7 separate regions of the Homo sapiens genome follow, and all the other regions are linked to region 2. Evidence: chromatin loops called from intact Hi-C (ENCODE). Cell type or tissue: PC-3. All regions are shown on one strand. Links, peaks and the distances in the headings refer to the core of each region. The heading gives the core; the rest is flanking DNA. Region 1 holds the start of KITLG (KIT ligand). Region 2 has its middle 100 kb from the start of TMTC3. Region 3 overlaps LOC124902978 (a long non-coding RNA gene). Region 4 overlaps TMTC3 (transmembrane O-mannosyltransferase targeting cadherins 3). Region 5 overlaps TMTC3 (transmembrane O-mannosyltransferase targeting cadherins 3). Region 6 overlaps KITLG (KIT ligand). Region 7 overlaps TMTC3 (transmembrane O-mannosyltransferase targeting cadherins 3).

Evidence for each region. Peaks named below come from ENCODE experiments on the same cell type or tissue, not always from the same donor. Only the 100,000 strongest peaks of a DNase experiment are listed, where the experiment ranks them.
Region 1: it touches region 2 in a loop (3-fold over the local background); 3 of 110 quality-filtered maps call a loop at or near these places.
Region 3: it touches region 2 in a loop (6-fold over the local background); 2 of 110 quality-filtered maps call a loop at or near these places.
Region 4: it touches region 2 in a loop (5-fold over the local background); 2 of 110 quality-filtered maps call a loop at or near these places.
Region 5: it touches region 2 in a loop (2.4-fold over the local background); 2 of 110 quality-filtered maps call a loop at or near these places.
Region 6: it touches region 2 in a loop (5-fold over the local background); 3 of 110 quality-filtered maps call a loop at or near these places.
Region 7: it touches region 2 in a loop (5-fold over the local background); 2 of 110 quality-filtered maps call a loop at or near these places.

What each region holds. Positions count from the first base shown.
Region 1 is chr12:88,576,871-88,581,377 of GRCh38, reverse strand. KITLG (KIT ligand) reads left to right here and starts at 907. Exons shown (of 10, transcript NM_000899.5): 1 at 907-1,114. The coding sequence starts at 1,100. LOC105369885 (a long non-coding RNA gene) reads right to left here and starts at 842. Exons shown (of 4, transcript NR_188177.1): 1 at 768-842. In PC-3, for the core only: CTCF peaks have their summits at 976, 1,861, 2,069 and 2,921; DNase peaks (open chromatin) are centred at 897 and 2,917; H3K4me3 peaks cover 3,766 bases; H3K27ac peaks cover 1,826 bases.
Region 2 is chr12:88,244,626-88,249,132 of GRCh38, reverse strand. No RefSeq gene overlaps it. Among named protein-coding and RNA genes, the nearest start is that of TMTC3, 100 kb to the right of the region's middle. RefSeq lists a silencer at 194-394. In PC-3, for the core only: no CTCF peak of the experiment used is centred there; a DNase peak (open chromatin) is centred at 1,792; H3K27ac peaks cover 1,236 bases.
Region 3 is chr12:88,398,664-88,403,170 of GRCh38, reverse strand. All of the region lies in intron 1 of LOC124902978 (a long non-coding RNA gene), which reads left to right. Among named protein-coding and RNA genes, the nearest start is that of KITLG, 180 kb to the left of the region's middle. In PC-3, for the core only: no CTCF peak of the experiment used is centred there; DNase peaks (open chromatin) are centred at 1,810 and 3,160; H3K4me3 peaks cover 685 bases; H3K27ac peaks cover 1,235 bases.
Region 4 is chr12:88,183,329-88,187,835 of GRCh38, reverse strand. All of the region lies in intron 10 of TMTC3 (transmembrane O-mannosyltransferase targeting cadherins 3), which reads right to left. Among named protein-coding and RNA genes, the nearest start is that of TMTC3, 43 kb to the right of the region's middle. In PC-3, for the core only: no CTCF peak of the experiment used is centred there; a DNase peak (open chromatin) is centred at 1,635; H3K27ac peaks cover 2,365 bases.
Region 5 is chr12:88,151,664-88,156,170 of GRCh38, reverse strand. TMTC3 (transmembrane O-mannosyltransferase targeting cadherins 3) reads right to left here. Exons shown (of 14, transcript NM_181783.4): 3 at 2,662-2,880; 4 at 1,784-1,883. Among named protein-coding and RNA genes, the nearest start is that of TMTC3, 12 kb to the right of the region's middle. In PC-3, for the core only: CTCF peaks have their summits at 1,804 and 2,006 (motif pointing left); a DNase peak (open chromatin) is centred at 2,020.
Region 6 is chr12:88,552,062-88,556,568 of GRCh38, reverse strand. All of the region lies in intron 1 of KITLG (KIT ligand), which reads left to right. Among named protein-coding and RNA genes, the nearest start is that of KITLG, 26 kb to the left of the region's middle. In PC-3, for the core only: no CTCF peak of the experiment used is centred there; DNase peaks (open chromatin) are centred at 2,028 and 3,678; H3K4me3 peaks cover 412 bases; H3K27ac peaks cover 2,763 bases.
Region 7 is chr12:88,171,318-88,175,824 of GRCh38, reverse strand. It overlaps TMTC3 (transmembrane O-mannosyltransferase targeting cadherins 3), which reads right to left. Exons shown (of 14, transcript NM_181783.4): 8 at 3,080-3,228; 9 at 1,098-1,218. Among named protein-coding and RNA genes, the nearest start is that of TMTC3, 31 kb to the right of the region's middle. In PC-3, for the core only: no CTCF peak of the experiment used is centred there; a DNase peak (open chromatin) is centred at 2,804; H3K27ac peaks cover 2,319 bases.

The DNA.
Region 1 (4,507 bases), core at 241-4,240, 330 kb before region 2:
TATGGTTGGTCAAGAAAATTAACCTTGTATTTCATCGTCCATAAAATGGGAATAAAATAATAAGATCTACACTAATAGATTTGATGAAAGAATTTAATGAGATAATCTATGCGAAGTTCTTAGTCTGGCACCTGGCACATGAATAAGTGCATCACATAATGATGTTAGCTATTATTATTGTGGTTGCATTATCTTTCCGTTCAAAAAAGTACAACTTTCAAAGCCTTGCTGTGTTGGCGACCTGTAGTTTAATAATCTATCGCTTCTCTTTCAATCTTAATTTCTAAAGACACAGTAACAAACCATTCCAAATGAAGCGTCTCCCCTTGCAATACTTAACCTTGAGTCAACAATTCTTGTAATTATTAAATATTCATTCACTAAAGTAATTGTTTTTTTTAAAAAATAGAGGTGATAGGACAATGGCCTAACTACAGATCGCAATTAAACTTTATTTCTCTAAGGCAGGCAGGGTGAATTCTTTGCTCCGAACCTCCCGGACTCCTCTCCCTCTCCGACTTTGTATAACAGAGGGAGCTCCGAGCCCTCTCTGGCGCGCGAGGTATTTCGTCTGTCCCCGGGGGTGCCAGGTGAGCCCCAGCGGATCCGGGAGGGTAAGCTGGGACTCCTCGCGAGCAGTAGCTGCAGGGTACCAAGCTTCGCCCTCTGCGTCCCCGCGCCTTCGCGGTCTCCCGCCAGTGCAGGTCCGGGGCCCCCAGGCGAGCGGACAAGGTTGGCCTAATCTGCCAAACTTCTGGGGCATTTACCGTGCTCTGGCCGCCCTCCCGATTCTTCCCTCCGCGCCCTTGCCTGCTTCTCGCCTACCCCGGGCTCCGGAAGGGAAGGAGGCGTGTCCGGAGCAGGCGGGCGGGAACTGTATAAAAGCGCCGGCGGCTCAGCAGCCGGGCTTCGCTCGCCGCCTCGCGCCGAGACTAGAAGCGCTGCGGGAAGCAGGGACAGTGGAGAGGGCGCTGCGCTCGGGCTACCCAATGCGTGGACTATCTGCCGCCGCTGTTCGTGCAATATGCTGGAGCTCCAGAACAGCTAAACGGAGTCGCCACACCACTGTTTGTGCTGGATCGCAGCGCTGCCTTTCCTTATGAAGAAGACACAAGTGAGTAGGGCGCGCCCGGGAGCTCCCAGGCTCTCCAGGAAAAATCGCGCCCGGTGCCCCGGGGAAGCCGGCGCTCCCTGGGACTTGCAGCTGGGGCGTGCAGGGCTGTGCCTGCCGGGTGAGACAAGAGGATGCGGGGGAGGCCGGCGTGGTGTGTGATCCCGAGCCGAGCCGGGTGAGCCAGGGAGAAAAGGAGTGGGAGTGCTGAGAGGGAGCCAGTGTCAAGTTTGGAGCCTCAGCAGTTAAGTTTTGAGCTGTCAGTCGGAAACCGTAATTCCCGTCTGGTGGAAAGATTGGCTTTTGGGCCATGGAATGTTAAGTTATCACGGGAAGGCATGTCTTTGCATAGGAGACGGTTTTCCCGTGGATTCCAGGAGATTATGAAACAGCACCCCACGCGCCACCCTCACTAGCTCTCTCACTCAGATTTATTTGTGTAGCCCCGAGGTGGGCGCCGGGCACCAGGAGCGGCGCGAACGCGGGTGCAGCCGCGGGAGCGAAGCCAACGCGGAACTCCTAAGCGGCAGCTCTCGGCGGGGCGGGAACCTGCCCGCCTGCCCGGGAAACTTGGCTCTCGGCGGTGTCTGCCTAGTTTGCAGCTCTGTGTGGGCTCTAAAGAGCTCTAGTACCTCCACAATGCACGCACCTTTTTCCATTTCAAAAGGGATAAAGGCTTTTTATAAAATAGGCACCTCTGAATGATAGTGATTGAGATAATTCCCAGTGCTGCTAAATTCTGCATTATACATAAAGCACTGTGGGTAAAGCGCTGCCTGGGGGGACAATTAGATTTTTTTTTCCCTTGAAGAAAATACCTGGTTCTTCGTTTAGAAAGGGCCGCCACGGTGCCCCTATCCACAGTTCTCTTCACCATTGTTGATTGTTACCTCCTCTCACTTTCCCCCTTAGAAATTGTTATGTGTTATCTGCCGCGGTTGGCTAAGGGTTGCCCTTTCACCCCCCAGAGGTTCTGTTGGAGATTGCAGTTCCTGAAATGTGTGGAAGGGGTGGAAGTGGTGGGGAAAAAGGAAACCGGGGTGTTTGTACACATCGTTGGTGTAGAATGAAGGCATCAATGTGCTCAAAATGCTTTATCAAATGACCTGCTTAGCATCATATTTTAAACAGATATCTAGGCCTGCAAAAAGTTGCAAGACTCTAGCCCCTTGTACCGGTGTGGTAAAAGGCAGGGGAAAGGGACATTGCCTGGCTAAAAGAGGCTTGCATAGTCTCTAGAGCACTCTCTAAGAGAAAAGACGCGATGTGCCTCTCCCCTCTCTTACAAGCAGGTTAGCTTTCAGGCAAGGCATTGAGCACCGCACCTGGAATCACCACAGCGTGCTGTCGAAATGCAAATGTTAAAGATTCTTGCAACAAAAGAAAAGTTTTATTGTAATCTCTTGATTTAGACAAGCTTTCTGCGAAATTATAAGAAGGGTAGAGACCTATTCCTTCTTATAGTAGCATCTGCTCCCATGGATGGTGGTGAGATCTGGGGGAAGAAGCTGCTACCTTCTAGTTCAGGAAAAGAGCCTAAACCTTCCTATTTAAACAAGAACACAGGAGACAGATAAGGTTAATGTCCAACACTCCAAAGCCAGGGGATGTACTATCAAGTCACTTTGAGAGGCAGTAGGATTGATTATCCTTGCACCCTTGCTTTGCAAAACAAATGTGAGCTCTGTAATCTCCTTTCTCGCTTTGATTAAATGGCTGTGTAAATCGGATTACATGGAATAATTCCATTGAAAACTAGAAAGAGGTCAATCTAGTCTGAAACATTGTGACTGTGGCATTAGTGACTCAGTGCTGCCGACCAGAGAAATTTGAGAAAGCTAAGTATTTTAGATATGTGACCTGTTCGGTCACACATCACACAAGTTAAAGTGCAGGCCCTTTGGGGGAACTTGCTGATGTTAAACGGCTTGTAGGCAAAGGAGGGCAGTACCCTTGTTGAATGAAGGCATTCATTGCCTAGGATCTAATGACCTTCAAGGTTTTTTTTAAGAATACTTCTAGCGATTCCACAGTCACTGAAAAAGGGGACACTGGAAATAGCCCAAAATCAATAAAATAATCTGCAGAAATGGAGGAGGGGATTAGATCTTTCATATTGTTAAATTTTCTAATCCAAAAATTACAAAGACATTTTCTGTGCAATGCTGCATGGATGGAAGGTAGCCTATGTAAATTGGACATTAAGAAATAGGATCGATTGTTCTGATTCTAATGTTATCCTCACCAGGGAAGAATATCTATTAATATTTAGTAGTTTAAATAGTCATTTATAAACATGGCATCAATACCATGGTTCTATTATAAAGCAACTTGTTCTGTACTCTCCTACTACCCCACATATAAAAAAAATTTATAGTAATATTTTAAAATGGGGTTTGATTTGAATTACACAGCTCTCCAAGAATCATGGGGACTCCAGGTATTCTGGCCTTTCCGTCAAGCTAAGTAAGTGTGAAAATTCCATCAACAACCACTTGGGGTTTGATGAATGATTCATTCATTTAGCATGTTGGTACACTTCAGTATTTCCAATATAATGACACAGGCAATAAATTTAAGCACAGTTCTACAGAAATGAATGTCTTTTGAATTTTTCAGATTTCTGTTTGATTTTATTTTATTCAGATTGTGTGGTTTTACAGTTTTCTAGAGGTGTTTGTGGCTTGGGCTTAGAAAAAACATCTCTTTCAATGTGTAACTATTTTTTAAACATAATATTCTGATACACCATATTGGATAACAATCAAGGCACCATATTTTGCAACACTGATTAAGATTTGGTTAAAAGTGCCATTAGCTTAATGTGCCTGGTGTTACATTTATCAATGTTGTGCTTACATTTTAGTTTGGGGATGGTTTGTGAGAAGTGTCATAACTCCTGTCAATTTCAGAAATACTGAGATAAGAAAGATTGATCTTGCAAACAATGTAAAAAAGGCCATTTTAGGCATACTAACTCTCAGAGAATAAGCAAATAGAATGCTAATTTTCACTACTCCAAAGAAAATATCTCTTTTATGTCTGTATGAAGTTTGTCATGTGGGTGATGATGCAAGTTTACTTTGTAGAAGAAAATTAACATACTTATGAAAAGAGCATTTTTTTAGTCTTGTCCTTAAGATCACTCAATTTGGAATGTATGCTTTGAATAATTCCAATTTATGTAGCTTTTAATTGATACATTCTGCCAAGACTTTAAAACCCAAGTGCTAAGTTGATTACATTTAACATAAAACAAGGAAAATAACCATATGGAAATCTGAAAGTCTGGGCCAAACCAATTAAAATTGCTAAATTTTATTTACGTCTAACTGCTGATTTGAAGATAGCAAATTCTGGGTCACATTTTTTTTTTAATAATAGGTGACTGAAATG
Region 2 (4,507 bases), core at 220-4,219:
AACCTAGATCCCTTGCATGCATGGGTCACAATAGCGTTTTGTGCTCCTATGAGAATCTAATGCCTCTGCTGACCTGACAGAAGGTGGAGCTCAGGCAGTAATGCAAGCAATGGGGAGCAGCTATAAATACAGATGAAGCTTCACTCACTTGCCCACTGCTCACCTCCTGCTGTGCTGCCTGGTTCCTAAACAGGTTCCCTGGAGGTTGGGGACTCCTGATATAAGGTAACATATTCACAAATTCCAGGAATTAGTATGTGGACATCTTTTGGGAGCCATTATTTAGCCTACCACAATCATAGTACTAGAGGAACTCATAACAACTGGGGAAGATACTGAAATGACTCATGAATTTATTTACTGACATCTAGCTTGCTACTTTTATAAAGAGGGTTTATTATGCAGGTGCACATTTTGGGCATGTGTTAACCTCTTCACCTGTAAAATAGAACTAATAGAACTACTTACATATAGGGATATTCTGAGGATTAAATAAGAAGTTTAAAGGGCTGTTACCACCCCGTTATAAAAGAACACTGTGGACATTGCACTAAAAAGTGACTCTTTTCAGTGCAAAAAAGATAAATACTTTTGTGCATGTGTGCAGCACATTGGCATTCCATTCTAGTCACATTATAGTTACTTCAATTAATTTGTATGCTTAAAGAGAGAAAGAGAAATAATGTAAATAATCTCTGCCATTTCATTTGTCATTCCACCCAATGAGCATGTGAAAGTGACTATGAAATGTATTCCTTAAATCTACTTTTCCTATGGGATCAACTGTTTAAATAAACGTATTCTTTCAGATATTATTGCATTTATTCATTTACATACCTATTTCTATGCTGTGAAGGCAGTATGACAAGAACTTAGCCTAACACAATACCTTGTAGTTGGTGCTCAGTATATGATAGCTGTTATTATTATGCAAATAAGTATTTCTTTAAAGATAATGAGGGTTCACCAATAAACTGACAACATATAATGAGAGAGAGCAGGCTAGTGGAATGAACAGACTTCAGAGTCAGTTACATCTAACTTCAAATCCTGAATTTGCCATGAGTTGTATTCTTAAAACTTTTCCTTTAACTCTCTAAACATCAATTTTGTCATTTCGAAAAAGGAAATTAAAATTATATCTCTTTAGATGTGAGGATCCAATGAGAAAATATACTTAGAGCTCCTCGAATACTGTTGGTCAGTGAATAGTAATTATTATTATTTAAATAAATATTTTCTTAATTAAAATATATTTAGCAAACAACTTTCTGAATAATGAATATAGTTATCATAGATTAAAAGATACAATTCTTACAATTCTGTCACCTAGGTTTCTGAAACATATAAAGATCTGTGGTCCCTTACAAACTGTTTATTACTAATAAATTTTCAGTATGTGTCCTAGTCAGGCTATTCATGATGACATGTAAGTGCACATACACAAACATGGATGTAAAACTTCCAATGTACCTTCAGTGATGGAAGTTTATTGTAAGAATTCAAGGGAATATGGAGTGGCACAGTTCTTAGTGTTAGCAACAACATAGTCATCTTCACGTTCCAGATCTTCTGAGACTGGAAAATGCAATAAACTCTACATATAAGTGGCTTAATGTTTTTTCATTTAACAACTGTGGTTTTATTAAATCAATTTCTCTATTTCACCAAATATTTAATTTGGCCAACTTGCCAAGCCACAGTAAAGAAGTCTGGATTTCTTTTCGCTGAGTCATTGTCAAGTTATCTCTGACTCCAGTACATCTTTGACCCAGACTACACTAAAAGTCTCAAGGCCTTCTTTGCCTTTTTCTGCTTATAGGCATGAGGGCTCCTTTGGGCTCTTTTCCCACTGGCCTCTGTGTGGAAACTCAGGCTTATACTTCTATGCCTCATCATGCCAGCTATGCTTTAAAATAATGACCCTGTCCTCTGAACTATACCTTGCTCATACTTGGCTGTTCAAGACTTTCAAAGACCTCAGGAGTGTTTAGATGCGATCACGTATGTAAACTATCTTGGAAGAAAGATAAGAACAAAGAAATAATGATGAAGAGTAAACACCCTAAAAAGAAAAAAGCACCATACAGAGGGGAGAATTACTTTTAAAATACATTTTGCAGAATTACAATCCTTTATTCCACTCTCCAAAATCTCCACAACCCACCACAATTGCCACACTATGTGCCAACACTAAGTACATCAATTCTGGGAAGGCAGAACCATATATATTGGACTTGAAGACATGGCCTTTACGACCATTAATCTATTTCCTTTTTCATTTTTAGTAAGTTTTTTTTTTTTTTAAAGAAAACCTGGTTATCCATCTAGCATCATGTTCTTACCTATAGGTAATTGTTACCTTTTCAGCATTTTACCCTTATGATTTCCTTAAATTTTTAAATTGCAGTTGATGTTTGATTTTGTTTGAAAAGAAATCTAAATGAGTTTAGGAACTCATGTGGATACCTGAGAGAACAGCATTGAGGAAGAAAGGCTGGGAGGGGCAAAGTTCCCCTGAGGTGGGAGTTCAGCAAGGAGGCTGATTGAGCTGGAGCGAAATGGATGAGGAGGGGAGAGGTAGGAGGTCAGCCAGGAGAAGAATCATGTAGACCTTTTGAAGCACATTAATCAGGTAGACTTTTTAAAGCACATTACTTTTTGTATATATTCAAAACAGAATACAAAATCTAGGGCCGGGAGCAGTGGCTCATGCTTGTAATCCCAGCACTTTGGGAGGTCAAGGCGGAAGGATCACTTGAGGTCAGGAGTTCAAGACCAGCCTGACCAACATGATGAAACCCTGTCTCTACTAAAAATACACAAATTAGCCAGGTGTGGTGGCTTACACCTGTAATTCCAGCTACTCTGGAGGCTGAGGCAGGAGACTTGCTTGAACCCAGGAGGTGGAGGTTCCAGTGAGCCAAGATTGTGCCACTGCACTCCAGCCTGGGTGATGGAGTGAGGCTCCATCTCAAAAAAAAAGAAAAAAAGAATACAAAATAACAGCCCTGGTATTTCCTCCCATTATGCAATCTTATCATTCTAATCTGTCTTTAATTAATCTCAGATGGACTCCAGAAAAATATGATGCTTTGAAAGAAGTTTTTATTGGATTACAAACCACTGAAAATATATTTAAATTTTTAAGAATTATGTACTAGTAGATTTTATTCAATTTCATTTGAGAGGATACCCAATTCCAAAGACAATTGGACCGATATTTTTCTGTTCATCTATCATGTTCCTCTACTATCAGATTCTGTGTCTTTTTTATTTGGAGAAGGCTGCTCTAATTCAGACTTAGATCATCTCTAATCAAATCTAATGGGAAAAGAGCAAGATGCTTTTTCTGGCCTGTCCTAACACCTTACTAATATTGATTGTGTCACACTCAAATTCCTGAACTTGGCTATAAATGACTAGCCAAGGGGATGGAATATATTTATTTCTATCACCATGGATTATATGTTTCTATCAATAGAGCATCCCTGAATCAATCCACAATGGCAGTACTGGAATTAGGGTGAATTGATGTTGAACAATACACAAACAACCAAAGAAATGTCCAATCATTTGGCTACTTCATCTTCCCATTCATAAACCCTCAAAAATATCTGTCTACATAATAAACTTATGTCACATCCCACAGAAAACACATCCTCCTTCGCTTTCCCAAAGAAATAATGAGAAATAAAAATCTCATTCATTGACCACACAGAGTTCTGGGTTCAAAAGGGCTATTCGAGGTACAGTCCTCTCAGTCAGATCCATCTCTAACTCCTCTTCACCTAGAGAACTAATGCTATATACTGTGTTTAATAAATCCCAAAACATTCAATACACACTTTTAAGCTGCTGTTTTGGGAAGGTAAACAACATTAAAGTGGTTGCTGATACATAATTCATATAATGTCTTGCATGACAGGGAAAGAAAGGGCTCCTTGACCTAGGAGTGAAATATAGTTCTGCTCTCTAAGGACTTCTATTGTTGAGAAGGAAATGGTTAATGGCAGTTTAGTGGACCACTTCTTCCCTAGTGGAGATAACAGGGGAAAAGAATGACTTCCACCAGATCTCCTTGTACACAGGGATTTCCTATCTACAAAGTAGGATATTTCTGGTCTATTTTTCTTATTGTAGGCAAATCTGAAATCTATGGACTTTGCTTATACCTGCTGTTTGTGAGTAGCCTTTAAATAATTAATAAAATTTGATACCAGGTAAGATCTATAATTTATGTGCACCTGCTTTGACAATTCAATCTGTTGAGTTTACACAATTCTTGTCTATGACCATATCCGAAGGGCATCCCGTAATTATTTATCAGTGTACTTCATTTAACCTCAGGTTCTAGAGCCTGAGGATTATTTTAAAGCTTGAGAAAATTTAGCCTCTTTTTTGTAAGGCTTGAGATTTGTCTAACAGTAAAACTTACTTGAACTCTTGGTATATTTTTAACCTATTTGCATTTTCTCTATTCATGGGGTAGTAAACAAAGGGAACT
Region 3 (4,507 bases), core at 154-4,153, 150 kb before region 2:
CTTTCTGTCTCATTGATCTGTCTAATGTTGACAGTGGGGTGTTAAAGTCTCCCATTATTATTGTGTGGGAGTCTAAGTCTCTTTGTAGGTCTCTAAGGACTTGCTTTATGAATCTGGGTGCTCCTGTATTGGGTGCATATATATTTAGGATAGTTAACTCTTCCTGTGAAATTGATCCCTTTACCATTGTGTAATGGCCTTCTTTGTCTCTTTTGATCTTTGTTGGTTTAAAGTCTGTTTTATCAGAGACTAGGATTGCAACCCCTGCCTTTTTTTGTTTTCCATTTGCGTGGTAGATCTTCCTCCATCCCTTTATTTTGAGCCTATGTGTGTCTTTGCATGTGAAATGGGTTTCCTGAACACAGCACACTGATGGGTCTTGACTCTTTATCCAATTTGCCAGTCTGTGTCTTTTAATTGGAGCATTTTGCCCATTTACATTTAAGGTTAATATTGTTATGTGTGAATTTGATCCTGTCATTATGATGTTAGCTGGTTATTTTGCTCATTAGTTGATGCATTTTCTTCCTAGCCTGATGGTCTTTACAATTTGGCATGTTTTTGAAGTGGCTGGTACCGGTTGTTCCTTTCTATGTTTAGTGCTTCCTCCAGGAGCTCTTTTAGGGCAGGCCTGGTGGTGACAAAATCTCTCAGCATTTGCTACGTGATGAATGCACAAGACTCAGTAGCCGATTTGATCAGGAAGAAAGGGTATCAGTGATGGAAAATCAAATGAATGAAATGAAGCGAGAAGAGAAGTTTAGAGAAAAAAGAATAAAAAGAAACAAGCAAAGCCTCCAAGAAATATGGGACTATGTGAAAAGACCAAATCTACATCTGATTGGTGTACCTGAAAGTGACAGGGAGAATGGAACCAAGTTGGATAACACTCTGCAGGATATTATCCAGGAGAACTTTCCCAATCTAGAAAGGCAGGCCAACATTGAATTTCAGGAAATACAGAGAATACCACAAAGATACTCCTCGAGAAGAGCAACTCCAAGACACATAATTGTCAGATTCACCAAAGTTGAAATGAGGGAAAAAATGTTAAGGGCAGCCAGAGAGAAAGGCTGGGTTACCCACAAAGGGAAGCCCATCAGACTAACAGCTGATCTCTCAGCAGAAACTCTACAAGCCAGAAGAGAGTGGGGGCTAATATTCAACATTCTTAAAGGAAAGAATTTTCAACACAGAATTTCATATCCAGCCAAACTAAGCTTCATAAGTGAAGGAGAAGTAAAATACTTTACAGGAGCTGTGTAATTTTTATGAGAGTATGAAATATTTAGATAGTCATTTTGTGTTTGCCTACTGTTTCTTAGGATTCCACCCCTTATAAACAATCCTTTCTCCAACCTCTTATAAACTCTGGTTATGCTTAAACTTAGAAAGCTGAAGCCCCAATTTCCTTTTTCTCCCTTCCTTCTCTCCAATTCTCTCCTTTTATTCCTTTCAACAAACATTTACTGAGCACTTACAGTTGGACACTTTGTTAAGATTCAATAAATAATCTTGTATTCTTTATAATAGCCTTAGGAGATAAATCATATTATAATTTTTCTCCATTAAACAAAAAAATGCTAAGAGAAATTAAGATTTAGAGATGGCAAGAAATTTGTTCAAGTTCACACAAGTAGGTAGTGGGGGAGTTGAGCTTCATCAAGTTAGCTACAGATTCTGTATTCTAACAAATTAAACAACACTGTCTCTCAGCTGTGTGCAAAGTGCATCAAAGTGTAATAACAAGATCAATGTTTTTATATATATGTAGAAGGTATGAGTCATCTCATAAATCTCAGAAGCCTGTCTCAGACATTTTTGCCAAGCATGCATTTTCACAGCAAGTCAGAGACTGGTTAAGTATTTTAATATGAAAGATAGGAAGTTTACCTTTCCAAAACAGTTCGCTGCAAGGCAGTTTGATTTTATGTAACATGCTTTCATTTTCTATGTTCGATTTGCAAAACATCACTTACTCTTTGATGATTTTTGAGGTCTAGGCAAGAAATGAAATGGTGAAGTTGCAGAGAGCTTAAACGTGTAATTAAGAATATCTTCGAGAGGGCTGAAAGGAAGTCATTTTTGCTGTATGTTTACCAGTTGCATTGCAAGGGTAGATTTTGGTATTGCTTAGCAGAAGACTCTTTTTGTTTTGTCTACATATGCCTATGTTGTCAATATTGTTTGAAAAAGTTTGCCTTAGCACAGAAAAAATGTCATACATTGAAATTTTTATTAAACCAACGTACCAGTAAAATTCAGATGTTAACACAGATTCTCCAGACATGAAATAAACATAAGTATTTTTTATTTCTTATCCATCCACTGATATTACAAATTATACAGGATGAACATATGTATGAAAACATATGTATTCCCTTAGAAAAGGTTAGTAACTTTTGGACTGTTGACAAGATTATGCATGCAGTAACTTGTGGTTACAATTTTAAGTGACATTAAATACTATCTTGTAGAACTTAACCTATATTGCTCAGGAGAAGTGTGATCATTCTAACTCATCCCTGGCAAGAAGGTATTATACGCATAGCTTTATTTCTTTATTTCTTTATTAAGAATATTAGGTGCAAAAGGCATTGTGGTTTTGCCATTAGTTTAACCGCAAAAACTGCACCAACTTAATACCATCTGTTGCACATTTCGAAAGACTTTCTTGAGGCTTTGTCCTGTATTAGAAGCAAGCTCCAGCAACTCCAGTTATATAAATGATGCCACAGTTATATAAGGTTCTTTATTTTTCAACAAAGCACAACATCCTTATACTACAGATGAAATTATTGTGGGAAATTTAAGATTGCACAGAAGATTAAGAAGTAGAACCTCAAAAAGGATTACAGGAAAGTAAATAATTTAGAGTAATACATCTTTCTTCTCACTTTTGTAATTTTACATAGTAGTTGTTGCTTGGGTTTATATTGTTTATTATTAAGGCTAAAATATATATACTTTAATATGGAATTAATGCCACAGATATGGGAGTATATTCATTTATATATATATATATATATGCATGTTAGTAGCTTGTTTCTTAATGAAGTACTAGTAGATATTTTTTGAATTTTGTTTTTTGGTTAGTCATCATTCAAGTTGAAACCTTGTCACACACATCTCTAGTCCATTGGCACGTAAAATTATTGTTTTGTTCGAATGACTCAGTAAATCAGGAATTTGTGTCATCAAAGGTGTGTTAAAGTTGCTCTGGAAAAAAAATAAGTCAATTCTCTATACCAGGAAAAATTACATTACATATGTATAGTACTGTAAAATGAGTAGGAGCACCATAGCTAGACATACATGGGTTCAACTTCCTCCCTGGCCAATTTTTAGCTGAATTACCTTGAACCTCAATTCCCTCATCTAAATTGGGATAATAATTTGTATCATATAGGAGTGACATGAAGATGCATGGGAGATGAAATGAAAATTAAAGCAGATCCAGAGATAGAATAGCCAAACATGATGATGATGATAAAGGCTATTATTATGAACTATGTGACAGGCACTGCATCAAGGGCTACACATACACATTTAAATCTCTCAACAACCCCATTAAGTAGCTTTTACTATCCCAAACTTACACAAGGCAAATAACATTCAAGGACATTTTAAAAAACTAGTCAAGGTATCACCATTATTAGTTGACCATATGGGATTATTGAACCCATGCCTTTGTGATACCAAAAGTTGAGCTTCTTATTACCATACTTATACAAAACCTCAGGTGCAGTATCTGGGATAGAATATATACTCAGCAAAAGTAGACTAGTTCTGTGTAAGTGTATGCGTATGTATTTTACTAGAAAAAAAGTATTTTCTCTATTGGTTATCCCATGTGAACTAGATTTTAAATGTCTTTACATTGTTATGTGACACATAATAAAATTACTGTTTCTTACTTCTATTATCTTAAATTATTTTTCAAATATTTCTTCAAATATATATATTTTTAATTTTTGTAGATTCGGGGAATACATGTTCATGTTCGTTGCATGGATATAATACATAATAGTGGCTGGGCGCGGTGGCTCACGCCTGTAATCCCAGCACTTTGGGAGGCTGAGGCAGGCAGATCACCTGATGCCAAGAGTTCGAGACTAGCCTGGCAAACATGGCAAAAACCCATCTCTACTAAAAATTATCTATATAAAAATTAGCTATCTATTATCTATATAAAATATTTATATAAAAATTAGCTGGGGGTGGTGGCACACACCTGTAGTCCCAGTTACTCGAGAGGCTGAGGCAGGAGAGGTGGAGGTTGTGGTGAGCTGAAATTGTGCCACTGCACTCCAGCCTGGGCAACAGAGCGAGACTCTGTTTCAAAACAAACAAACAACAACAACAACAACAACAACAACAAAAACATAATATTGTTGTACCCAATAGGTAATTTTTCAACTCTAACTCACCTTCTTCCCTCCCTGCTTTTGAAGTCCCCATGATTTCCTTCTGTATATTCATGTGTACTCATTGTTTAGCTCTCACT
Region 4 (4,507 bases), core at 121-4,120, 61 kb after region 2:
CTAAAATACATGAAAAGGTTCATTATGATTACTACTTGCCTTGTGATACCAATTATTTTGCAATTGTGCAATAATTCTTTGCCTGCAACTCCTAGGACACATAGGGGCCAAGCATATATATCTTGGGCATTCCCTGAGTAACAGTCCTAAGAACTTGCTATATAATGTTTTAGGCTGGCAATTGTGTGCACTGCACAAAAACTGGCAGATGCGGTCCAGGTTTGATTATAGATAAGTTTAGGAGTAAGGAAGTAGATTTTTTTCTTTTTAGATGTATTGCTGAGTCTCATGGAGCCAGGAGGGGTCAAGCAAAAAAAACGTTTAAGCTAGCCATTCTTAATTCTGGCTGCAAATCAGAATACCTGTGTAGTTTAAAAAAAAGTCAGATACTTCAGCCCCACCTAGGTCCATCAAAACATAATGTTCAGAAATGAAATCTGCAAAAATATGTTCATAAAAAGTGTCAAAGGCAATTCTGATGTAGAATCAGGGCTGAAAATCATTGTATTATCCAATTGCATATAAAATATGCAGTATAGTGATTAGATCAGGGTATTTGCTTGCATTATATGTATCAAAACATCACTATATATCCCATGAATATGTACTATTATTGTCAATTAAAAATATGGGGTAGTCTTTGCTTTTATATCTTTTTTTTTTTTTTTACCAGATAAATCCATACCATATGTTTATAGAGCTCAGAATGTTATTTAGGAAAAGCTAAGGTACATAGAACCTGAAAAAATTATACACTAAGAATTTAAGAATAAACTGAAAATTTGTTAAAATAAAACTGTAATTATGCCAGCTGAGTATTTAAAATGTTATTGAAATTATCCCCAACCAATGTTAGAAAAGAAAGAGGTTATATACTTAGATAAAAAATGAGGTGAATTACTATCCATTGAAATCATGCTCTTAGAATTAAGGCCAGGAGATATTGTCATTAATGTAGACTTCAGACACTAGAGTATAGCAGCCCTATGTTTTCAAAGAGCAGAGATGCAATTAGATATTGTTTAGCATCAAAAAGGCCACTCAATACAGCTAATAAAATGAAAGACCTAATTTCTAAGCAATTCTTTATAATTTACAAAGTTTTAAGATTCTAGAGGGTAAAATAGTATCACTTTTAAGATAAATTTAAGTATTAACAAAAGGTAAGAAAAGAAGGCAAGATGTAAAAAATCAATGACATTTAAATGACTAAAGAAACTAAAGGAACTTCAAAGAACAAGCCCACTCTTACCAGTACCTATCCAAAACAACAGCAGCATGAGTTAACAATCTAGCTTTTAATTCAATGGTAAATGAGGACCTCACAAATCTCAAATGTAGTCTCAGTTTGTCAATACTAGGTTTCTATAATCAGTTAATTTTTCCAGAATCCTAGTTGAGTCTCTTTCATTTCTTATCTCTCCTCACATCTCTAATATCATATTTTCACTAGGAAAACAAAGGAACTTTGTTTAGAAGGGAACTTACCTCACTGCTAAAGGTTATCAACTTACCTGCATGAATGTTTGCATGTGTTTTTAATAGTAACAAACACCTGTGTACACAGGTTTACAGTCACCATTTATTTGAAATGACAGTAGTTATTAGACACTGGTTCACATATGATCTCAGTCATCCTGCCTAGGGATGCAAATGTGATGTGGCTGGGAAGTTTTCAGGCAACTGTGTATGACTAATACACAGCTGCCCAACAGTGAAATATTAGCTGCCCAACAGTGAAGTATTCTCACATTGATGGCTTAGGCAATTATGTAGAGTTTCAGTATTTCCTGTCCACAAAATTATCAATTTATTTAAAAAAATAAATTTATAAATATCTGGAATCTCCTAGGAACTCTCTATCCTTCATAAATATAGATGTAAAAATTACTAATAGCATTTTAACAAATAAAATATAATAAAGATAATAAGTCACAATCAAATTGTGTATTACTGAAGGCAAGGTTGTTTTAACATTATGAAATCAATTGATGATATCCACTGTATTAACAGACAAAAAAAATAAAAACCTTATCATCATCTCAAATGGTGCACAAAAGCATTTGACAGAATCCAACATTTACTTGTGTTAAAAATTCTCAGCAAATGAAGAATTAAGAAAGGCAGGAGAGCTCTCCTATACTGCTGGTGGGAAATACATTTTTTGGAACATAATTTAGCAGCCTTTAAAAAGTTAAACATACAGAAATCATATGACCATGCCATTTTTCTCTCAGGTTTTTACCTAAGAGAAATGAAAACATATATCCATAAAGACTGGTATATGAATGTTCGTAACAGCCATGTTTGTAACAGCTCCAAACTGTGAACAATCCAAACATCCATCAACAGGTAAATGGATAAACAAACTGTGGTATATCTACGTGAAGGAATACTACTCAGCCATACCAAGGTATGGGTTTTTGATTCATACAACAACATGAATGAGTATCAAAATAACTGTGCAGAGTAAAAAAGCCAAGAAAAAAAAAAAAGAGAGAGTCCATAGAGTATAATTCCATTCATACACAATTTTAGAAAAAGCACATTATCTGTAGTGATAGAAAGCTTTTGCTTAGAGAAGGCTGGGGTGAAAAGGGGTAAGAGGGAGGTATCAGAAAAGGATCCAAGGAATTTGAGGGGTTGATGGATATTTTCAGTATCTTAATTGTAATTATGGTCTCACAGATAATATACATATGCCGAAACTTATCAAATTATGTATTTTAAACATGTATAGTCTATTGTATGTCACATGTACTTCAAGATTGCTATTAAAAAATTACAACTCAATCATGTCTTTGGGTTACTGCAAAAGCCTTCTAAATGATCTTCCTGCTTTTCTTCACTGTTTTCTGCATAGCCAGTGATACTTAAAATTACACCAGAGTATATGTGCGAAGGTTGCTCTGTTTATTATCATCTCGAAGAGACTTTCTCTGAAAATTTCTAATCTCTATGCCCTTTTTATAGCTTTTATCACTTTCATATAAATACACATGTGCATGCATATGTGTGTGTGTATATATATATTTTGTGTGTGTGTATATATATATATATTTACATGTGGTGTGTATTTGTTTACTTATGTTTATGCCTTTATTTAGAATGGAAACTCCACGAAGGGAGGAAATTTGTTTTATTTCTTCTGGATTCCCCAGCACTTAAAACAGTGTCTTGACACATGGTAAATTCTCAAATACGTGCCCAATGAACAAATATACCTACAGAGCCATTTGCTATCCATTCTCTTTCAGCCTTCTTCCCTGCATTATACATCACTTTTTTGCCACCTCCTGTAGGAGTTTGGTCAGGGTGGTGGGAAAAGTTGTAAGAAAAAGTTATAGGGAAAGATGCAAACCTTCTTGGAAGGCCAGGAGGCTTTGCAAAAGCTTCCGAAGGGAATTATGGCTGAAGGCCGCCAGATTCTCTTATCAGGAGTCTGAGAGAAAAGAGTAGATAAGGGAATGTAAAGGAATTTATCTAGATAAATTTGTTTACTCCTTTCTCTAGAAATCAACCTTTGATTATTCATGCACAGGACTGCTCTCTACTTGGGGGGTCGACAATGTTCATTACCCACAAATTGTGTTTGCTCCAAGCCTTTATCATTAAATCTGAACTAAATAAATGCTAGCAGGGCTGGCTTAGGGGGGCTGCACTCTCTTGGTGGCTGCTGCACTCTCTTGTTGGTGGTGCTGAGCCATGCGGTCCCCTAGCCACGCTGTCACGCAAAATTCCTGTGTCAGTGTACTTCTTTCATCCATCACTCGGCCAGAGTCTGTGGGACAGACTCGGCAGGTGGTGCCCCGTGTGAGGAAGGCTGCAATGGATTGCGATGGAACCCTCAAAAACGAAGGTTAAGAGACTGCACAGTAAGTCATTGGTGCCCGCTTGGGATTTCCAAGTTCGAGGGAATTGTTCAGGCTAGGGTTTCATCATGGGACAGTGGTTGTCAGCTCAACAGAAACAGTATATAAAAGTACTGAAACAGCTGCTTAAAGCTAGTGGAGCCCCAGTTTCGCAGGCTCAATTAAGGGACATAATGCAAACTGCTGTTTCCCATAACCCATGGTTCCCAGAAGAAGGTATGCTAGACATAGGGCTCTGAGAACAAGTGTGGAGAAATCTTAACATCATGCCCAAGGATATCAGGTCCCAGTAGCATCTCTAATGTTATGGCCCTTAGTTAGGGCTGCTTTGGTCCCGCACTACACAGAATAACCTAAAAAGGGAAGGGAGGAGAAACCGTCACCTACCTTACCGCCTCCTCCTTCTCCCTCAGCCCCACCAGTAAAGGGCAAAAATACCAAAGGGGAAACAGAGGTTTTGCCTGAGGCCCCTCCTCCAATAAATTGGAAGAAAGACAAGGGATACACTATAGCTATGGGACCCTGTCTTAGGTAGCAGCATTAGAAGGGGAGCTCTTAGCCTGCCTGGCAATGCAAGATCAACAAGGCAATGGGGTATATGAACTCATTACTTTCGGCACTTATAAAGAGATAAG
Region 5 (4,507 bases), core at 179-4,178, 93 kb after region 2:
TACTACTAAATCAGAATTACTTAAAGAGACAGACCAAGAATTTCAAATAATTCTTTTTTTTTGTTTTGAGATGGATTCTGTCTCCCAGGCTGGAGTGCGGTGGCGTGATCTCGACTCACTGCTACCTCCGCCTCCCAGGTTCAAGCGATTCTCCTGCCTCATTCTTCCGGGTAGGTGGGACTGCAGGTGCCTGCCACTACGCCTGGCTAATTTTTGTATTGTTAGTAGAGACAGGATTTCACCACAATGGCCCAGGCTGGTCTCAAACTCCTGACAATGTGATCCGCCCACCTCAGCCTCCCAAAGTGCTGGGATTACAGACGTGAACCACTGCACCCAGCCCAAATAAGTAATTCTTAAGGAAATACAGCAAGATATTAGAATTGTAAAGAATAAGAAATCATTAAAAAGCACCAAGTACAAGTATTTGGAACAAAAGATATAATATGGTGAAAAGCTATTTCAGTTAGAACAGGGAAGGCTTTTCTAAGACAGAAATACTTAAGCTGAGGCCTGATAATATAGAATAGTGTATAAATGAGACTACTACATAAAGATCTAAGGGAAGAAAATTCAATAATGGGAAATGCAGGTATAAAGGTGGGTGCTCTGCCTGTTTGGGAACAGCAAGAAGGTCTATCTAGCTATAGTGAAGACAGCTAGGGCAAGAATGGCAGAAGATATGATTAGACAGGTAATTGAGAGCCTGATTATAATCCTGTAGGCCACAGTATTTTCTAACTTTACCATTCAGGCTTTGGTGAGGATGGTACTTAAAGAGGATACTGGTCTGCAATTCCATATTAGTTACAAAAGTACCTCCTACTACATGATGCACTGCACAGGTAGGGGACTATTATTATGCACATTTAACAGATAAAGAAATGTTAAGCACAGAGAGGTTAATTTGCCTGATGTGTTACGGTGAATGGAACTAGTAAATAAACAGTGGAGCTAGAATTTGAAACCAGACTCTTTAGTCCATGCTTTTAAGTACTATGCTATGCTGCCACTCAAATTGTTTTAAGAAGGCATTATGCAGAGCAGCAAAGGCAAACCTACTATTACAAATCCAGAACACTCTTAAGATGTTTGGCTAAATCATGTGTTTCTTGAACCTCAGTTTCCACACATAAAACTAGTCTTCTTGTCATGAGTACCTTGGAACTACAGTGAGAAAATCTGCCCCTTCCCCAAGAACTTAAAGGTTTGTGCCCACTGTGCCCACACTTGAAAAAAATCATTTTTATTGCCTAGAACTTGTTTTCTGATAATGCCAGGAATCATTAAGAGTAATGAGCTAATGTATTCGAAGCACTTTCCAGGGTAGGTCACAAGGTAGGAGCTCAATAAATAGCTATGATCAACACACAATAAAAGTTATATTCTAGGAGGCTTTTAACCTTACCTAAACAATATGACAGTCTACCAGGTGTTATTTATCCAAAGACAACTGAAATACTGGAATCTATATCATTAATAGATAACAGAAGATGGAACTAGGACTAACTCTAAAACTCTTCTATTCTAAGGTTATTTGGTTTTTAAAATTAGATCATATAAAATCTATTAGCTCAAGATAAAAATATAAATTATACACAAACTTCCTAAATACTAGCAATGTTACATATTTCATATTTTCACATATGCTAAAGTAAAACAATACATAAAGATAAATCCCAAATGTGGTATATAATGTGTTATAAGAAGCACTTGGAGTAAATAAAAATTCCTTAATCAAGTTTTAGCACTATTAAAAAAAAATCAAATGTGAGACATGTACTTATGGAATTGTCTGGTCCTTTTGATCTGGTATATGACAAAAAAGCTGCTAGAAAAAAGATAGATGACAAAAGTTCTGCTCTTCCAACAACTCCTGTTACCTAGAAAGGAAAAATGAAGGGGGTTCATATTAATAAAGAATATCTTGAAAAATTACTATATATAATGGTAAAAATACTTTAATTTCCGTAACTTTTCAAGTGCACATTTGTTTCTTAAACATTCTTTGGGTGCCCTCAGGTGGTGAATTTGTGAATCTTACATAAATAGACATTTATTAGTGACTCTTAACAGTTTATACTTTTTTAAATTTATTTTGAAATAATAATAAGACTTATAGGAAGTTTCAAAACTAGTAAAGAGAGATCTTGCGTACTCTTTATCCAGCTTTCTCCAATGGTAACCACGTAAATATGGTAGAATATCTAGAACTTAAGTACTTCTTACATATTTTCTTAAAATACGAATGTTCTTAATATACAAAGGCACCATAAATTCAAAAAGTTACATCTCATAATAAATCTGAAAAATAAAGTTTAAAAAGACAATAAACTTTAAATAGTCCTTAGAAATCTTGTTCATTAAAAAAAGTGACCGAAGAACTGTATTCATGTATATATTTCTAAACAGATTTTATATTATTGAATGAAAAATGTTTATGTTTCAAAAATGTTAAATTTAAAAATTTTACACAGTAGGAAGTTATACTTTGCATACTAGGAAGTTAAGAATTAACTGTACGAATTTAAGAGTCTTCAAATATTTGGATTAAAGTCAGGGTTAATTTTTTTTTTTCTTAAAAATATATACCATTATAATCACTGTGCAGGATTTGTAAAAAAGGAAAAAGAAAAAAAGTCAGTTCATAGTTTTACTTACTGCTTCTGTGTGTATTGGGTGCACTGCAAAAAGTAAAGAAGCAATCACACTACTCTTGTTGTCCAGAAAAAGTTTGCATACTTTGAGAAATATCACACTAACCACAGCATGAAAAATCATATTCAGGAGATGATATGACATTGGTTTTAGTTCACTTAACAAATAATTTAAGCGAAATGTCAATACTGTTAAGGGACGGTAAGACTTGTGGCTTCTCTCCTACAAGGAAAAAACGATCAGTGATTATTAAAGTACCTTGGTCCAACAGGGTACAAAAGCTCATCACTGCATTTACCATTAAAGATATTAATATCTACATTTTACTGAGAAATAACAATAAAATATGAAATGTCGTAAGAGTAACACAAAAATAAAATACAGTTTTATAATCTGTGTTTTTCTATTTCCTTAGGCCACAAACAAGGTTAATTTCCTCCTGGATATACAGTGGTCAGAGAACTAACAGTAAAAGGACATTTGACAATTAATTCCTCTTCAATATAACAATTTTAAAAAAAGACAATGCCGGCATTGGTCAAGTTAGAGCACAGGATTCTCTCCAAAGCCTGCCTCCATATCTATCAGCAATACAAAAGTTCATGTAACTACTGGCTAGATCTTCAAAAGGAAATGTAAGAACAGAATGCTTACCAGTTCAATTAAAATAGTGATGACTCAAAAAGGTACTGTCTAGCTGTTTTATGAAAAACATCTCCATAATGTGTAAATCTGAATATATTAAACTAGGAATTCCCAAATTACAGAGAGTAATACAAGAGTAAAAACTTTCTTAGAATATGCAAATAGACACCATTCTTGTGGTATTCTCCTTTGGTAATAAATAAAATTTCATGTAAAGTACTGAATCTCTTTTTAAATTATAAGTTACATTTAATCAGAAATACTTCTTTCCCTAACACAAAACCAAACCAGATTTAAGAATAAAACACACAGTTCGAATATATATAAAATATTAATAAAGTTATTTTTTGTAGTTTTATACAAAGGGCATTGACATAGTTTGGATGTTTGTCCCCTCCAAATCTCATGCTGAAATATGAGGAGGTTGAAATGTTGAAGGTTGGGCCTGGTGGGAGATGTTTGGGTCATTGGGGTTGGGTCCTTTATGAATGGTTTGGTGTCTTCCCCACTGTAATGAGTTCATGTGAAAGCTGGTTGCTTAAAAGAGCCTGGAACCTCCTCTCCTCCCTCTTGCTCCCCCTCTCACCATGTGATACACCTGCTCCCCCTTCACCTTCTACAGGTAGTAAAACTTTCAAGGCCTCACCAGAAGCCAAGAAGACGCTGTTGCCATGCTTGTACAGTGTGCAGATCCATATGCCAAATAAACATATTTTCCTTATAAATTACCAGGTATTCCTTTATACTAACGCAAAACAGACTAATATACGCATCCATATTCAGCTTCTTTGCTCTTCTACTTCCTATCATATTTTGCTGTAACTTTCTGGCACACAAGTAGACTTAAGCCTGTTCATCCTTAGTAGGGAACATTAGGAAACACAAAGAATAAATCTTTCTCATCTTGAAATTAGGAACATTTTAGTATCTCTGTACTGACTATATACTCCATAATGTACTATCTACTTAGAATGTTCTTTCCTGCTTGCCTAATTCCTTTACATCCTTCAAATTTCATCTCAGGCATATAAAGCTATTTTTAAGGCACTGTACTGAACTGACATGATTTGTACTAGAAAGTAGAAAAGGACTCTAGAAACCCTTCGAGTACCTGAAATGTCACTGTGGCTACAATGGAACATATATTCTAGGTGAAAGGATGTACTCAGAAAGTAGAAGGGAATATGTATTTTGAATTGCAGTA
Region 6 (4,507 bases), core at 352-4,351, 310 kb before region 2:
CTCTTTTCATTAGTCACCAAGATCTTCCGTTCTACTTCCATATCCTGTTGAACGTGTTCATTTCTCTCCATTCTCACTGCCACTGCCCTAGTTAAGGCCCTTATCATCTCAGCTTTGGATTACTTCAGTGACCTCCTAATGGGCCTCATGCCCCCAGGTTTGTTGCCCTCTCTCCCCCAGTCCATCCTTCATTCTGATGCCTGATAAACCTTTTAACAATAAATCAGATCTTGACACTCCCTTGCTTAAAATCATTCCAGGTCTCCCCAGTGCTTTTAAAATGAAATCTAAATCAATTAGCAAGGAGGGCCTCTGCATATCTCTCTAGCCTTGCCTTTTTTTTTTTTTTTGCTTATTCTTTGAAACTTATTTTCCAATGGAGTAAAAAAATCACAGAATTCTAAGAACATGCCTTGTTTCCACACTTCTGTGGGCACCTGCTACTTCCTCTCTCAGGGGTCTTCTCCCTCACTAACTTTGAGTTGGCTGCCCCCGATCACCTTTGGAGAAGCTTCTCCCCCCAGAAACTATCAGCCCCTCCCTCAAATGCCCCTGTCCCCCAAATGCCCCCCTCCCCAAGTCAGGTTTAGCTGTACTTGGGGCAGGGGGCAGTTGAGGGAGGGGCTGGGCCTTTTCTCTCTGACTCCCACCACTGTGCTGTGTTCTCTAGTAGCTTGAGCTTCCTGAGGCCAGTGATCATAGTCTTTCTGTCTTTATCTTATGTATTTATTAGATACTCCATACATGTCTGTTAAATGAAGAAGTGGCCCCTGGGATAATGTTACTAGAAGTCTGAAAGCACCCAATTTTGTTTTTATAAGAAGAAACAACTTATCGCTTTATTTTTTGGGTTTCTCCCCTCCCTCTAGCTATGTAAATTTTTGTTTAAGCTATAGCTAAGTGTAACTTGATTTACCTGCTCGACTCATTTATTCAACCTGGTAATAACTTGACATGTAATTTCAATTTGAAACTGATTGAGTTAAAGAGACCTATATGCCTTCTGTAACATGACCCTTTAAAATAAAATTTAGTAGTTCATTAAATATAAATGAAGTCAGTTTTATTATCTAACTGGCCTAGTATTTTTCTTTCCAGCATAGATAGTGTAGGTTTTGGTTTATATCCAATCCAGCAATTTCCTAGCAAAGTGGCCATAAGGAAGTTACCTAATCTCTCCCGAATTGTGTTTTGCTCACCTGCAGAGTAGGGTAATAATATCTACCTGGTTGATGGGAGGATTACAGGAAATAATATCTGCAAACTGCTTGTCCTATGCACAGCCCCTTAGAAGTCAATATATTTTGAGTTATTTCCACTTTAAGTAGTATTTACATGTAGAACGAGGACTGATTATTAAAGGGTGAATTTCCCCAAATTTTTCTCATGCATTGAATACCTTGAAATCTTTAAATTCCCGTTACATTAAATTCCCTTATTATATTACATTGTCTGCCTTTTCATATTAAGCAACTTCTTTCTAGTTTTTTTTTGTTATAAGAGCATATTCATTACATATTTTAATGATCACCCATATTTTAAAACATTTTTAGCTTACTTCTTCACAAAAGGGAAGTTAGAAGAGTATCTTTACAAGATTTTGGCACCCACCAATTTGGACTCCAAGTTGGTCTGAGTTTCAATTAGTTACTCTGGTAACATCTGTTTTATTGATAGTAGTTAAGTTTCAAAAACTAACAAATCTACTAAATGTTTCAGTTGTCCCTTTAAGATTACTTAACAGTGCTTAGAGAAGAATTTTAGTCTGTGTAAGATGATTAGGTATTTTCCTTATAATGTTTAATGGTAAATTTTTAAGCAATTAAAAAGATCTGAAAAAAGAAGTCATATAGAACTGAATGGTTATTCACCAAATGAGGATCCTGTTGTTGGTTTACATAGATTATTTTTGGAAGATATGGTTCATATGAGTTAAGAAGACCTGAACTCAGGACCAATTACCATACCTGTATCTTGGTAACTTGCTTTCCTGTCTTTGGGTAGTTGAGCCAGTTGGCTCTCTTCCAAAATACATTTGGGCTACAAGGGAACTGCCTGCTTCAATAGCTGGTATGCAGGATTAAAGAGAAGATGAATGTTGTTTTTGGCAGCAGCTGCTGTTTTGTTCAGGGCAGCTCTAATACCATTTCGTAGGTCTGTGCATAAAGAAAATGAGCTACACAAACACTTAACTCTCTTTTTGACTTTGTGACGTCTGTAATATGGACCCTGACAATGCATATTTTAAAATCACTTCTCATATTCATAGAGAAAAAAAGGCTTTTTTTCTGTATTTTATTTTTTTGTTTTTCCAAGTTTAGAGGATTGGTATCTTCTGGTTTCTTGAACAGCATATGTCCCCCTGATATTCTTAGGCTGCATGCATTTTAATTTCTACTGAAGGAAAGGAATCTGCAGTGTGACTTATGTGTTGCAACACACGTTCAGATTAAGTCCATGGTTTGTTTTGGGTGTTTGTAGCTCCTTTTCCTGGCATGTGGCCTTTTACTGTAAGGAAAGCTCTGTGTTCAGGAGGGATTGGTTATTGAGTGAATAGTCCACTGGAGTCTGCTGATGTTTGTTCTCAACAAAAATGAAAATTAAGCAAGACCTTTGCCTTTGAGGTCTTCAACCTCATCTTCTTGTAAATCCCTCCCACCCCAGACTTCTTTAAAGTACTTTTCTAGTACTGTCTGCTACTGTCTGCTCCCAGAAAAGGACCAGCCACATCTGTCACTGATGTTAACATAAATTTTAGTCAGTATTACTTCCCTCTACCAGAACTGTTTCTACTGCATGCCTTGGTTGTAACAGTGCACACAGATTTCTCATTATTTTTTTTCCTAATCATGTAAATGATTTGAAGGCAACATTTAGCAATGAAAGGATTATTGGAATTTTGTGTGTTGTGGGGGAATAAACGGGGGACACTTTTGATGCATGTTTCTGAAAACAAAAATCGAGAACTACCCAGGACGATATGTGTCTATACAATGAAAGACTATCCAGAAATGAGGGGTTATCACACAATGAGCTTGACCTAGAGAGAAAAGTTGTACAATGATAAAACAAAGTAGCCAAAGAAAAATGTCATATACAGCTGCAGAGAATGTTAACAGAAAAAAAAAATAGATGATTACCCAAACTGAAAAGATACATTTTAGAGCAGAAGTCACAAACACAGGGACATTTTGCTTCAGTGTATCTCCATTAGGGTGTGTGTGAGCGTGTGTGCACACCCACATATTTAGGCACCCTATTCCCTCAGAGTTTCCAGAAATTGGAAGAAGAGGAAGAGAAAACAAAGATAAATATTTTGTTGATATATTGGAACATGTCATTTAATTGGAAGTCAGTTGTCTGTTAACTGAAGCTACTCTAAACACAGTTCAGAACTAAGAAATAAATGAAAAAGGTGTGTGAACTCAAAGTCAGTGTCAAAATATTCATGTGCTAAAGGTCATACTCTTTGTATATGGGAGATCTACTCTATAAAGTCTTTTCTCAGAAAGTTTTACTCAAACATTTTTGAAGTACTTGTCTTCTGGTTTCCTAGCCGATGCAAAGCCCATAAACCACACAACAAATAATTGCATAACACCCATAGTTTGAATAGTTTCTCATTTGATTCTTACTACTAGTTCATGAGATGGGTAAGGCAAAAATTATTTTTACTATCATTTTATAGGCTGATAAATGGATACTCAGGGAGATTAGCTGACTTGTTTGAAGTCACATGGGAAGGGACTGAGAGGTTTTCTGGATCCATGTTCTGCCCATGGTTTCCAAAAGCGTTTTTTTTTTTTAATTTCTTCTTGCCCTTGGAAACCTTTGTTTAAACAGAATCTTACTCAGAGGCATGAACAAATAAAACAACAAAAAAAGCTGAGCTGCTCTGCTTAAAATAAAGGGTGCGGGCCAATAATTCTGGCAGAGGCAATTCACTTTCCTCATTTGGAATAGCTTGACCATCACTACACTACACCTTTCATTCATTCATTCATTCCAAAAGTATTTCAATTGAGCTGTGTTTTATTTTTCTATTGCTGCTGTAATAAATTACCAAAAATTTAGTGACTGGCCGGGTGCAGTGGCTCATACCTGTAATCTCAGCATTTTGGGAGGCTGAAGTGGGTGGATTACCTGAGCTCAGGAGTTCAAGACCAGCCTGGCCAACATGGTGAAACTCTGTCTCTACCAAAAATACAAAAAAAAAAAGAAAAGAAAAAGGCCAGCCATGGTGGCAGGCACCTATAATCCCAGCTACTTGGGAGGCTGAGGCAGGAGAATCACTTGAATCTGGGAGGCGGAGGTTGCAGTGAGCCGAGATTGCACCACTGCATCCCAGCCTGAGCAACAGAGAGAGACTCTGTCAAAAAAAAAAAAAAAAAATTATCATAATTTTGAAGATCAAATGTTCAAAATAAGGCTCACTTACATCAAAGTATCAGTTGGACTATGTTGCTTTCCAAAGGCTCTAGGGGAGAATCTATTTCTTTCTCTTTTG
Region 7 (4,507 bases), core at 365-4,364, 73 kb after region 2:
TTTATGTAGTCCATTATGGTAATGGAAAACCTGAGATTAAAGCTCTGAGTCAATCTGTGCTTTCAGAGTTCGCAGATTGCCGTAGTGTTCTTGCAGATAGATGACACCTAGCCAAGGAACTAATTGCAGTCGTTGTGGCTATAGGTTCCAACCACTGTCCTGGGAGTGAGTATAAGCAAAATTCTGGAAAATTATGGGGCTCCACTGGTATCCTAGGAGTATGGATTAATAAGCATGGTAATGAGGTCTCACTTGTTGGCAGACTTCTGAGTTGGGAGAGAGAGTAGAGCTACTGAGTTGTATAAGAAGAGACTCATCTGATCTTAGGGAGATGGGGAACCAAGAAATCACACAGACCACTGGAATGAAGCAGCAATCCAATAAAGCTAAGTAATGAAGAGTTAAGAAACAGTCCAAAGGAAGTAAAAATTCAGATATCTGAAGAGGGGTACTGGTAAGGGAGAGCTTGAAAAAATCTTTGCGGATAACCTTTAAAGAAAACAAATTTTTGTTTTTTAAAAGACCTTTTTCCGATTTATAATGTCCATTCTATAGAAATCTTGATCCTTTCTTTCTGCCAATTCTTATCTTTCTGATAGTATTGTAACCACTGGTTATCTTCCACATCATTGGGTGCCTTTTTTTTTTCGCTGTACATTTTATTTTACTGAATTGATGCCATCGATTATAACATCATTATTTTAAGTACCATTAAGAGAGAAAAAAGGCCACTAATTTAAGATGCTTTTCACTGTAAGACTTATTTGATTTCAGAGATATAAAAAAGGAAAAATATAAGCACCTTTAGAACCAATGAAATATAGTATTCTGATTTAAACATTGTGTCATTTGAGCTTCCAATAACTGTATAGCATTTAGGGAATTATCATATATGCTTTGGACATATAGCTAAGTATTATTCAGAGCATTTGGTTATGGCATTATGTTAAACAACAAATTATTTTCATTAATCTTTTAGTAAAGTACTTAATATTGACTGTTAAATGTCTAATTAAAAACAAAGTTAAAACAGCTTAGAAATTGTTCCAAGAAATCACTGATGACATACTTTCCTGTCATTCTGAACAACACTTTACCTTCAAGGCTGACATAAACAATGTATATTCAGACTCCCAATCCCAATTTCTGTGGAATGTTTTTAAGGAATGAGTGAGTATCACCATAGACAGACAAATCCAGGATAGCTTTTTAAATACACTGTTTAAGAGAAAAAAAGCAAAACAAAAAAAATTGTCTTCATCACCAAAAGCATTTTACCTTTTAGAACAGAGGTAAGAAGTATCTTAAATGCTCCTAAAATATCATATGTTAATTTATTCTAATTCATTCTAATGAACACCCAACTTTAGAGGATACAACACCAAAAAAATTAAATACTGTGAATATGACCTTCCAGTCAATTACATTATATATGCTAATATTGGCTATATTTCAAAAGCTCTGTTTAAAATAAATGATAAAAAATGGAAAAAACCAATTTTTAAACGTGACTTTTTACACTTACAGTCCTTTGTGCCATTTTCTACAACTGAGTATTCTTAATTGAGTTTAGAAAGGGGTCAACCTTATCACTGATCACATTTGAAAATGTTTTACTTACAATTTATACCAAGACTATCATGATATTTTTGGTTTATTTCTCTATTGTAAAGCTAGAATTGTCTATTAACAGGCATAGTAAAAGTGACTCTTCATTAAACAGAGGCAAATTACTTATACAACTTTAGGTTAATTATTTGAGGGCTCAATTCTTCACCTATAATCTTTATGATCTTGTTTAGTATTAATAGTCTCTGAGTCTGTGTTTTTGTTCCTGTAACATGGTTTAATTTATTTCATTTTGATAGATCCACTTAACTAGAACACACAAGTATGGATGTGAAAGAACATGGTCATTGGAAGCAGTCAGATGTGAATCTGAAACAAGACTGTTATTTACTAGCTGTGTGATCTTGGATAACCTATATGGCTTCAATGTTCACATCTGCAAAGCAGACTTAAGAAGTGTCAAGATTAAATGAGAAAAGAAATCTAAAGTGTCTATCATGGCCCTTGGTACATGGCAGGCATTCAAAAATGGGTAGTGATTATAAATGGATATATGGGTAAAAGCTAAGAGAACAGGTTTGGTAGATGGCAGTTAAATATTGCAGACAGGGATGAGATTATCTGTGGAACACATGCGGTGTGAAAAAAGTGGCCATAAGACTTTGAAAAATGTAAATATTCAAAGAGCAGGTGCAGCCAGAAGAATTAATCAGGACAAATACTTTTTACAGACACTAGGGAAATAAACTTTAAATTAAAAGAGTTGACTTAGTTTAGCTACTAGGAGGCACTTTGTTATATGCTTAAGGGTGAAGTGGAGAGAAGTCAGAATTCTGTGGGGTGAGGGATGACTGGAAAATAGGAAAGTGAAAGAAGTGACTATTTCTTTTTCAAGTTGCAAACTCAATATTATTACATTAGTATTACTTGACCTTTAACAATTTGCTTGATTTGATAATTTTAGTGCCACAGCATAAGTATACAATGAGATAATACCTATAACAATTATAGTTCCTAAGCATATATACAGTGTGACTATGCTGTTCCTTAACTGTTAGTTTGAGGCAACTAGGATACAAAGATTATAATGAAGATAGTGATGATAGCAAGAAATTACAGATTGCTTACTATATGCATTTTATATATATTAACTCAATATGACTCACTTAAGTAGGATGACTATTATCTTAGTTCACTGAATATGGAAGTGGCAATGGTCATTTGAGACTTTATTCTCAGTAACATCCTTGTTTTCATTTGGATCTGACTCAAAGTTTGTTCTGTCTCAGGCTGTAAAATCAAATTACATAAATATAGGGAAGAACACAGAATAAGTAGGTGCCATGGAGCTTTCCTAACTTGACTTACAAGACAAATGAGGAGACTATGGAGATGAAAAACCAAAAGATACAAAAGCATGACTTAGAAAACTGAACTAAATATTTAAATTTTAAAATGTGTCACACTTAATTCCATAGTAAGCATTACATGAACTGACATTTAAATTCACCTTTTTGTTGATATTTTCTGCCATCCATGGGCTACCAAAATACAGAACCCCATGCTGGGAACATATAATACTCGCTCGGCAACAACAAATCCAACTGGAAAAAAAAGGTTCGATGCAGGAATAAATGGTAATGCCATTAAACAAAGCGCCTACAAAAAAAAAAAGAAGATTTAATAATTTATAATAAATTTAAAATAATTTATAATAAATTAAGAAATATATGGGCATCTGATACTTGAATCCAAATATTTTATCATTTAACCTGGATAGTGTACTGCTAAACTATTTTTAATAATACTGTGAAGAATATTAATTTAAACATAAAGAAGGCAACTTAGACATTAACAAACATCAGGATGTACGTAAGCAAGGTGAAATGGAAATCTTGAATTCTAAAAGTTAAAATTAGAGGATATCTATGAACTTTGAAAACAAGATTTCTAGGTGTGTTTGGGAGTGATTACTCCTTGAAATTAAAATCTAAACCATTACAGCATTTTAAATTTGAGAAGCATAATTAGCTATATCTCACTGGTTTTCTGTAAAGAATATGCTTGCATAGTAAAATATAAAAACTTTAATAAATGTAAATATTCACATCTTTAAGCAAAAATTAAACAATAAAGGTTCATCCAGTTAAATAGTGGAAGTACTTTTTGAAATTCTATCTAAAATAACACACTCAAACAATCATAAGAAAACAACCCAATTTAAAAAATGGGCAAAGTAGCTAAATAGATATTCCTCAGAAGACAACATGCCAATGGCCATCAAGTATATAAATGTTCAACATCACTATCATTAAGGAAGTGAAAATTAAAACCACAATGAGATGTCATCGCACACCTGTAAGAATGGCTATTATCAAAAAGTCAAAAGATAACAAATGTTGGCAAGAACGTAAAGGAAACACTTGCACACTGTTGGTGGGATGTAAATTAGCATTGCCATTAAGCAAACAGTAGGAAGGCTTCTCAAAAAATTAAAAATAGAACTACCATGTGACCCAGCATCCTCACTACTGGGTATAGATCCAAAGGAAATGAAGTCAGTATGTTGAAGAGAGATCTGACCTCCCCTGTTCATTGCAGCATTATTCAATTTACAATAGCCAAGATATGGGAACAACCTAAGTATCCATCAACAGATTACTGGATGAAAAAAATGTGGTACATATACACTTTAGAATACTATTTAGCCTTAAAACAGAAGGAAATCCTGTCATTTCTGACATGGATAAACCCGGAGGACACCATGTTAAGAGAAATAAGCCAGCCACAGAAAGACAAACAACGCATGATCTCACTTGTATGTAGAATTTGTAAAAGTTGAACTCACAGAAGTACAGTACATGGTGGTCACCAGGGTTGGAGGGAGAAGGTTGGGGAGAGGTTGGTCAAAAGGCATAAAACTTCAGTTAGGAGGAAT